Linked DNA regions of Homo sapiens: region 2 is linked to region 1. Evidence: read pairs that join two places in POLR2A ChIA-PET (ENCODE). Cell type or tissue: A673. All regions are shown on one strand.

Region 1 (5,000 bases):
GTTTTCACCGTATTGGCCAGGCTAGTCCCTAACTCCTGACCTCAAGTGATCGGCCCACATCGGCCTCCCAGAGTGTTGGAATTATAGGTGTGAGCCACTGTGCCTGGCCCAAACAATTTTAAGATATGTTTTGATATAATGTAGCTTGCTAAAGCTGTAAGACCCCTATGAATATTCCCCAGTTATGCCGTTGCCTGTCAGTAAAGTTTCTTCCTCTGAGAATAGAACTTCGACAGTTTTCGTGTGTGTGTGTCTGTCTGTCTTTCTGTGTCTGTCTTCCGTCCCTCTCTAGCCACATCTGTATGTATTTTTTTTGAAAGTCTCTGTCATGTCCCTTTTTACTAGTTTGTTTGTTTTCACTGGGAGACAGTGGAAAAGGAGAATAGAAAAGAAGTGTTCTTTCTTGTCCTGGGGAAAAAAAGCGTCTGACATTTTGCTTTTGATGAATATTCAAAAATTAGTTTTTTTAGACAGATGATTTTAGCCTTCAATTTCTGCAATGCAGAGAGTATTATAATCTCATATAGGGATTTATGTAATCTCTAACCAAATTGATTATTATTTTACATTGCAGAAAAATTCATGGAGCATATCATTACTTATCACGAATTTGCAGAAAACCCTGGACTTATAGACAATCCTAACCTTGTAATAAGGATATATAATCGGTAAATACTCCTGCTTTTATAATTGTTAAATACTCTTGCAGTTTTTTTACAAGTGCCATTTTTAACTGTTACTTATAAAAGTGTTCCTTCTTATAAAACTTGTCATCTCATATAAATTAGCCAGTGGGCAATGACTTTGAAGTGAAAGTAAAGCTTCAATTTTATTTTTAAAAGAAGCATTGAAATGTTACTCTGTTTGATAGATTTTACGGCTTCTCTGTTCAGAGAAGTTGTGCTTGAAGCGAAGGTTATTCATGTGACAAAAAATTCAGCTGATCATCTTTATTGAAAAGAATAAGCAATTTTATATGTCACTTCCCTCCTCCCTCCCTCCCTGATTCCCTCCCCTCTCTCTTGCTCACTTTCACTGTGTAATGGTTTTGCACAATTTTTGTTTCTCACAGTTACTATAACTGGGCTTTGGCAGCTCCCATGATCCTTAGCTTGCAAGTATTCCAGAAGAGCTTGCCTAAGGTGAGGCGATCCACCATCTGCTGCCTTTCCGAAAGCATCCGCAGTGTCTAGTACTTACACAAATCCATATGTGCATATTTCTGAACTGGGTACTATTCAAAGTTTTACTTGAGCTTAATATTTAATATAAAAGATCAAAGTCATATGTACCCACTAAAAATATCTCATGCCCAAACTCTGGGAAATTAGCAGGGCTGCCACTTCTTTATTTCATTTTTATTAGACATAAATACTAGTTTCTGATGGTCTGTAAAAGTTGAGAGATTTTACTAATCATAAGTTAAATATGGAATGAATGAAAAAAACTTTTTCTCCCATTAATATGGGAAGAAGCAGCAAGAAGAAGGTGATGTAGCCAAGAGAAGCTTGACATCAGTGTGGTTAGGGCAGATGGTGGCTAACATACCTGTTATATACAAACTCACAATTGGTTTTTAATCTGTCCCCCAAGAAGACATCATCAGCCTAGTTGGTCCTCTTAACTCATGAGAACCACATTTTCCAAAGATAGATAAATGAGATTTGCCCACCTGTCAGCCCCTAAGGTCCTACATAGCAGACCGCCTGGTCTCATGCCACAGAGCTGTGCTGCCATGAAAGCAGGACGGGGTCTGTCTCTCAGAGGTGTTAAAAACGCTAGAGGAATCTGGGAGGTGTGAAGAGAGCATCGGTCACGTTCTCACATTCCATAGTAAGGCCCCGTCCTTCAGGCTAGCATAGAAGGTAGGTGCTGTGTGGCCAGTAGATTGCCCAGACTAACCCAGGTTGGTTGTTTTCAGGCCACAGTTGAGTCCTGGGTGAAAGACAAGATGCCAAAGAAATCTGGTCGCTGGTGGTTTTGGCGAAAGAGAGAAAGCATGACCAAACAGGTAACAGACCTAGAGGTCATTGTTTCCGTGGGCTGAAAGAAATGAATCTTTCATTTATTCAAAAAACCTTTTTGTCAGGCACAGGAATTTGGACTGTATAGGGCTATTTTACCATATAGCAGTTTCCATTTTTGAGCACTTAGGACGTGCAGGTGTTGTCCCAAGTGGTCCTTTACTGTAGCTCAGCACTAGAGATGTTCGAGTTGCCATTTCACAGGTAAGGAAACTTGGGTGCTTCACGAAGTCACATAACTGGTGAGAGACGGAGCTGGGGCAAGACCTTGAGTCTGACTCCAGAGCCTGTGCTCTTTCTGCTTCACTGTATTACCTATCAGATAGGAGCAGAAGGTTATCGTCTGCCTGCATAGTTCCAGATGCAAATAACCAGAATCTGTTCCACCAGGTCTCCATAGAAATTCATCCAGAGAACCATACTAAACAAGCAGCAGAGCAAGTCTTTTTTTCCCCAACACCTTCTGAAAAAGAGGGTTCAGGGAGTTCTCACCTGTTTTTCAAATGTCAGAAGGGAAGTCTTGCCTGAACCAAGTTCATGTCCACGTCAGCAAGGGGGCTGCCTTTCAGTCCCTTCTGCACGTGGTGAGTTACTCCCAGGAGGAGAAGGAAGCTGGGGACCTAACAAGTTTGGGTCGCTTGTATTATGTTTTGTGACTTGAAATGGTGCTCTTAAAATGTTTTCCTTCTGGGTCTGTAGGGACAGTGATTTGCATAGAAGCACATGACTTCTGTCTTAGGTTTCTAATTCTTTGGCTCAGAATAGAGAAAGTCTGGTTTTTGAGCATTTTTAAGTTGTGGGTTCAGAAGGCAGTTGTGTTCTTTCCTAGAGAGGGCTGCTGATGAACTTGGCTTATCTGTAGGGAAAAAATTGCATGTTGCCATTATCATCTTGCTGTTACAGCTGCCAGAATCCAAGGAGGGAAAATCTGAGGCACCGCCAGCCAGTGACCTGCCATCCAGCTCCAAGGAGCCGGCCGGTGCCAGGTGGGTGCCCTGTCCTCTGCCCGGCTCATAGCACTCAGGCCCTCTAGCAGGGCCATTACTTCTAAGTTGATTTTGGCAGCTTGTTTAGTTCTTGGGAGTATCTTCTGCAGATACTACATGCTGTGATATATTTGTGCCACTCAGCAGATGACAACTGCTTTTCTAAAAAACATCACCAGCTTAGAAAAATAAATACCCTGCCTCCTTGTGGAGCCGTGGCGCCAGCGTATGGGAAGGGGCCGTGAGGAACGCTTCAGCCATGTTGGCCCAGGTGCCTCTGCTCCCCCTGCATCCCATCCGGAGCCAAAGGGAGACATACAAAATAATCTCCAGGTTGGCTTGGGTGGGTTTCCTTTCCTGGAAGAAACAGCATTCTTTGGACAGTTAGGGTGAGCAGCCCTGAGAGGAGTTGCTCGCGATACGCCGTGTTCCTGCTTCTGCCTGTCCACCTCCCCCGGCCAGTGCATGCTTGCTTCTCCCAGCCCTTGGCTGTCTCATTTAGTGTCTAAGGCTGAGGGTTTATTTTCTTGCCCCTTACCGCCCCCCATCCTATATCTTTTAAGGGGTGTCTAAAATTTTTCTTACTAGTTTTTGTTTTTTTCTAGAGTCTCACTGTGTCACTCAGGCTGGGGTGCAATGGCATAATCATAGCTCCTCGGCTCATACAATCCTGCCTCGGCCTCCTAAGTAGCTGGGACTACAGGTGTGGGACACCATGCCTGGCTAATTTTTAAATTTGTATTTTGTAGAGACAGGGTCTTGCTGTGTTGCCCAGGCTGGTCTCAAACTCCTGGGCTCAAGCAGTCCTCCTGCCTCAGCCTCCCAAGTAGTTAGGACCACAGACAAGTGTCACTACCCCTGGCTAATTTTTAAATGTTCCGTAGAAACTGGGTCTCCCTATGTTGCCCAGGCTGGTCTCAAACTCCTGGGCTCAAGGTGTCCTCCTAACTCGGCCTCCCAAAGTGTTGGGATTACAGGTGTGAGGCACCGCACCCAGCCGGAGTTTGTTAAATCATTGTAAGCGATTATGTTTTCTTTGATTTGTGCCTTGTGAAACATACATACCCTCTTCAACAAGAGTCAGTAGACCTTCTAGCATTCACTGGGCATAGCAGAAAATAGCAGGTCATAGTCAGAAAGTAAGTGCTTGCCAGTTATGAAAGTGGCCTTATCAGTTAACAATATGAATATTTCAGGCGTACAGAGCTGTGGATATGGGAGAATGGCAGAAGGGATAACTCTACCCATTCCTAGAAAAGATTTAGGATATCTTTATTTTCTTGATCCTAAATGAAAAGCTCTCATCAATAAAATGCCCTGCTGCCTCTTCCGTAACTGGGCTAATGTTGAACAGGCCGGCCGAGAATGACTCCTCGAGTGACGAGGGATCACAGGAGCTCGAAGAATCCATCACAGTGGACCCCATCCCCACAGAGCCCCTGAGCCACGGCAGCACAACTTCATATAAGAAGTCTCTCCGCCTCTCCTCAGACCAGATCGTGAGTCTTGCATGATCTGTGTTGTCCAGTAGGACTTATTTTAGTAATGGTTTAATTTGATGCACATCCTCTTCTGTCCACACGTCCCCAGCTGCATACACGCCACACGGCATGGTCGTGTCAATGCCTATCCACAGTGGAACCACGACCGCCGCCCCCAAGAGCTATCAGGCCCACCTGGGGAACCTGTGGCTTGGGTCCTGCCACCCACCCCAGACCTCCTTCCTCCATCTCTTGAGAGTCAGTCGTACACAGCTAACCCAGCGCTGAGCCAGGTACTGTCTCTTAGGAGCCACAGCAATAGAGAAATGACATTTTAGACACAATTTCTCCTCTTATTTTACACCCTGCCTTTGACCCATTTTCGGTATGAAAAGGTCTTGCTGGGACCAGAGCAGGCTGTGGCTAAAGCAGTAATTCTCAGGTGTGGAGTAAGAGTAGTAGACCTTTTGCTTTGTGGGTGTTCAGAGAAGTCCCTGGAACCCCAAAAT
Region 2 (5,000 bases), 150 kb before region 1:
CTAACAAACAGCAGAAGTCTGACTAATTTCACCTTCCTACTTTGGGTGGAAGTGGGGCTAAATGTGTTTATTGGCAAAAAGCATTATCAGGCTGATGAAGGCCAGGAGACCTACATGGTTAATTCATTATGAATCGATGACACGGCTAAGAAAATGTCCTCTAATGTAAACTAAGGCTTCCTGGGAATTAAGAAGAAAGAGAATCCCAAAGCCAAGAACCTTCCTAGAAATCTCTTGTGGCCCTTTCTCTAGAATGTAAATATGGCGATTGTGACAAAGAATTCAAGGGAAAAAAAATCAAAATAAGCAGGGATCTTTTAAAACCTGATAAAATTGAACTATTTCCTCAAAGAATACTCATTATCAGTGGGTCGACAAATTCACCTTGTTTCCATTTCCTTTCAACCAGAAAGGGAATTTTTGAGAGCTAAGAATTTGAGATTTAACCTTACATTGAGAATTTTTATGCTAAAGTTTTGGCTCTGAATCTCTCTCCACAGCCTTTAAGGAACTGATGATGGAAGTATGCAAAAAAATAGGTGAGTCAAACATTTCGCACCACAACAATGCTTTATGATCCTCCTGCCAGGAGGGGCATGCAGATGTATGAAATATGCTATTTTCTTCTTTCAGCTTTGTCTGCTACAGACCTGAAAATCCAGAGCACAGCCGAGGGCATCCAACTGTACTCTTTTGTAACTTACTATGTGGAGGATTTGAAAGTTAACTGGTCCCACAAGTAAGTAAATGAGAACTTACTTGCTGTGTAGAAATTCTTTCCCTGCCAGGCGCGGCAGCTCACACCTGTAATCCCAGCACTTTGGGAGGCCGAGGCAGGTGGATCATTTGAGGTCAGGAGTTCGAGACCAGCCTGGCCAACATGGTGAAACCCTGTCTATACTAAAAATACAAAAAAAAAAAAAAAAAAAAAATGAGCTGGGCGCAGTGGCAGACACCTGTAATCTGAGCTACTGGGGAGGCTGAGGCATGAGAATTGCTTGAACCCAGGAGGCGGATGTTGCAGTGAGCCGAGATTGCACCACTGTACTTCAGCCTGGGTGTCAGAGTGAGACACTGTCTCAAAAAAAAAAAAAAAAAAAGAAAAAGAAAAAGAAAAAAGAAAAGAAAGAAAGAAAAAGAAATTCTTTCCCCACTGGAAGAGGGGAGGATAGGGAAAAAATTTTTCTGTTCTTCTCAAGTAAGGAGTCTTCTTAATTCTCAAGTCTGACATTGGTGAGCCCAGGAGATAAACATCCAAGGCATTCTGTTACTGTGAGGTTAGCTCTTTCCCTCAACATGTACATGCTGAGGCCAGTCATAGTTACAGTACATCTTTCTTTGTGATTTAAGAAGTACCATAATTCATAGACATCTCTATAATGCAGCCTCCACCTCCAGACAGTCATGCTTGGGCTCTCTCTGCTGTGCCAGGCATCTGGAGCCACATTCTTACCTTTCTTTCTATACACACGGTTAACACATCTGTGGTCTGGAACAGAAATGAAGCAGTGTGCACCAGGAGGCACCAAATTTCCCATGATATGAATGAATGGGCATTCACCAAAGAAGCCTAATCCAACGAGTGCCCAAGATTATTGTTGTTGTTATAGCATCTGGCAGAGTGAGACATTAGCATGTTTCTGGTCCACTCTCAGAAGGCTTTGGAGATCTCAAGTTGACTTTGGGGAAGGTGAGTTTGAACCTCTGTGCAGTTATACAGGGACTCTATTCAAGTTCACTTCTGGGATTCCAAGAGCTGAAATCAGTTTCCAAATCAAACCAGGCCTCCCATTTACACTCTTGACAGTGTCCTTAACCTCTGTGTTTCCTTGAAATATCCTGAGCTGAAAGAGAACGGAGGCCTGGCAAAGATAATCCAATGGAATGTAGCCACATTCAGTCCAACTTCAGGATGCAAATGTTCCAAACTGCAAATGTTCCTAGGAGCCCCACTGAGAAGAAGGTCACATGGCATCCCCAGGAGGGTGCAGATAATAAGTTTCCTTACACTGTACCCTCAGTGGCATTGACAATATGGGGGGCACTGCTCAAAGCCCTTTACATATGTGAATTCATTTCACATTCACCATTCTACATGGTAGGTGCTCCTCACTTGAGGGATGAGGGAGCTAGGGCTCGGGGAGGTGACCGGCCTAAGGTCACACAGCTAAGAGGTAGGTCAAGGCTGAGCCTAGGCAGCCTGGCTCCAGAGCCCGGTTCATCATGGTACTACCTGCCACTGGATTCCAGCCGTGTGAAGTCTAGATTAGAGATCCCCAAACCCCAGGCCATGGACCGGTACCAGTCCGTGGCCTACTAGGAGCTGGGCCGTGTAACAGGAGGTGAGTGGTGGGCGAGGGAGCGAGCATGACCACCTGAGCTCCGCCTCCTGTCAGATCAGCTGCGGCATTAGATTCTCATAGGAGCGCGAACCCTATTGTGAACTGCGCATGCGAGGGATCTAGGTTGTGCGCTCCTTATAAGAATCTGATGATAAATGTTATGTGCTTGAGTCATCCCCAAACCCACCCCCGACCTGGTCTGTGGAAAAATCGTCTTCCATGAAACCGGTCCCTGGTGCCAAAAAGGTTGGGGACCACTGGGCTAGATTGAACAGTTAGCCAGAGCCAGGCCCCACAAAGCAGCCATTTGTGTTTTCTTTAAGATGACTTTACTGTTATATAAAACAGTGTTTTCGTTAGTATTATGATTTATTATTTCCTGAGTCATAAAAATGAGAATTAGTAAAATTCCAATGTAGAATGCTTGGGGCTTATTCCTTTGTTCTGTTTCTTTCAGAATACATTTTAGGAAAGTAATTATTAGCTAAAATAGATCAAATTCCAGGAAATTCCTCTGTGGCATCTAGGACATTCTAATATATCAGTCTGAAGAATGAGAGAAGTAAAATTCATTGAATCATCAATCAAAAAGCTTTATATCTTCTCTAAAAGAATTAACTTGTTCAAAAATGAGAACACTGAAAGTATGTTTTGAGGAAATTGCTATTAGGCCAGCAAAGCATAAGTATCTTAATTATTTGGTCTAGTCAATCAATTATGTCTCTTGTGTTTCCGTGTACCTATGACATTCAGGGATAAGGATGGTCTTTGCTGTCTGTATGTGGCATAGAGGGGAAAAAAACCCTTGAAACGGATTTTAGTCTTCACTTTGTTCCTATCTTGCCTTATGATCTTAGACAGGTCATTTAATTTTCTGAATCTCAGTTTTCTCTTATATAAAATAGGACCAATAGTACCTATTCCATCGGAAGCACATTACAGATGTAAGGTACCCTTATTCATGTTACCCAGAGATTAAAGATTTAAAACAGATTTATTATAGCAAAGCAGAGGACAATCTTTCTGTTTAACTCTCTCTCTTTTTTTTTTTTTTTGAGACGGAGTCTCACTCTGTCACCCAGGCTGGAGTGCAGTGGCGTGATCCCGGCTCACTGCAACCTCTGCCTCCAGGGTCAAGCAATTCTCCTGCCTCAGCTTCCCAAATAGCTGGGATTACAAGCGTGTGCCACCATGCCTGGCTAATTTTTGTATTTTTAGTAAAGACGAGGTTTCACCATGCTGGCCAGGCTGGTTTCAAACTCCTGACTTCGTGATCCACCTGCCTCGGCCTCCCAAAGTACTGGGATTACAGGCGTGAGCCACCACGCCCGGCCCTGTTTAACTCTCTAAGACACATCTATTGCTCATGCCAAAATCTGTCTTTACATTTTATGGCATCTTTATTTTTAATATCTTTTTAGATAAATAATGTTATTTAAAAAATGTAATATTATTAAAAATGCTAAATATTAGAAAGCTAAAAGCTTTTAGGTAGGAAATTTTTTTTTTTTTGAGATGGAGCCTCACTTTGTCACCCAGGCTGGAGTGCAATGGCGTGATCTCGGTTCATTGCAACCTCCGCCTCCCGGGTTCAAGCGATTCTCCTGCCTCAGCCTCCTGAGTAGCTGGGACTACAGGCACATGCCACCATGCCCAGCTAGTATTTGTGTTTTTAGTAGAGACAGGGTTTCACCATGTTGGCCAGGCTGGTCTGGAACTCCTGACCTCAGGTGATCCGCCTGCCTCCGCTTCCCAAAGTGCTGGGATTACAGGTGTGAGCCACCGTGACCAGCCAGAAAATTTGTTTTTCTATGTTTTCCAAAGTTCATTTTGTTTATTACAACAGACGTAAGACATGCTTGTTTCAGAAAATACATTTATAATAATATAAATTAGAAAAAACTATAATATAATAGTATCCATAGTTTTACCAGCCATAATATGAACATTTTAGGGTACTTCCTGCTAGCCTTTTTTCTATGCATGATGGTTACTATAATAACGTCATTTTATATACCACTTTTTAACGTCATTTTGTATGCCACTTTTTAAACATTTCCTCAGTTTTAATAACTTCTTCATAAAGTTTCTTTTAACATAATTAAAAGTACATCTACCTAGCTTTCTCTTAGTTCGTCTATATCTGTAGTATTTCTACACCAAGATCACACAAAAAAGGGTTGTATTTCCTAATATTCTCTTGCAGAGAATATATTGCATGGGTCTGCTCATGACCTACTGTAGAATTCTGAGAAACTCACATCCCGGGACAGAGAACATGCCTCATTCGTGTTGGCGGCAACTCTGCTTTTCATTCACTCTTGGCTCTACTACCAAGTGCATATTTATCTGTTTTAAATAGCTTTCTAACAACATATGTCAATAGATGTCAGGCACAGATGAGCCTCCATAAGTGTGTTTTTGGACTAGCTTGTAGAATCTGATTTATAGCCATAGATTATCTAGATGAAATATGCAGTAAAATAGTATGTAGTTTGGCCTTTTAGCTTTATAGATTACCCTAGTCCTACAAATAAACCCAAACAAAAACAAAGATAATTAATGCCACCGAGAAGTATTAGTATTGTGATTTGCACTGGGCCTCAGACTGCTATGAGGAGTTATTAACAAATAAATGTTCAGACTGTCACACCTTGG

Evidence for each region. Peaks named below come from ENCODE experiments on the same cell type or tissue, not always from the same donor. Only the 100,000 strongest peaks of a DNase experiment are listed, where the experiment ranks them.
Region 2: POLR2A ChIA-PET joins it to region 1 with 7 read pairs; 2 of 35 experiments call an interaction of 5 or more read pairs at or near these places.

What each region holds. Positions count from the first base shown.
Region 1 is chr18:2,924,733-2,929,732 of GRCh38, reverse strand. LPIN2 (lipin 2) reads left to right here. Exons shown (of 20, transcript NM_001375808.2): 10 at 575-668; 11 at 1,073-1,142; 12 at 1,922-2,011; 13 at 2,928-3,010; 14 at 4,365-4,509. Among named protein-coding and RNA genes, the nearest start is that of LPIN2-AS2, 40 kb to the left of the region's middle. In A673, no CTCF peak of the experiment used is centred here; no DNase peak of the experiment used is centred here.
Region 2 is chr18:3,079,528-3,084,527 of GRCh38, reverse strand. MYOM1 (myomesin 1) reads left to right here. Exons shown (of 38, transcript NM_003803.4): 32 at 501-539; 33 at 634-739. Among named protein-coding and RNA genes, the nearest start is that of LPIN2, 69 kb to the right of the region's middle. In A673, no CTCF peak of the experiment used is centred here; DNase peaks (open chromatin) are centred at 2,647 and 2,727; H3K27ac peaks cover 1,849 bases.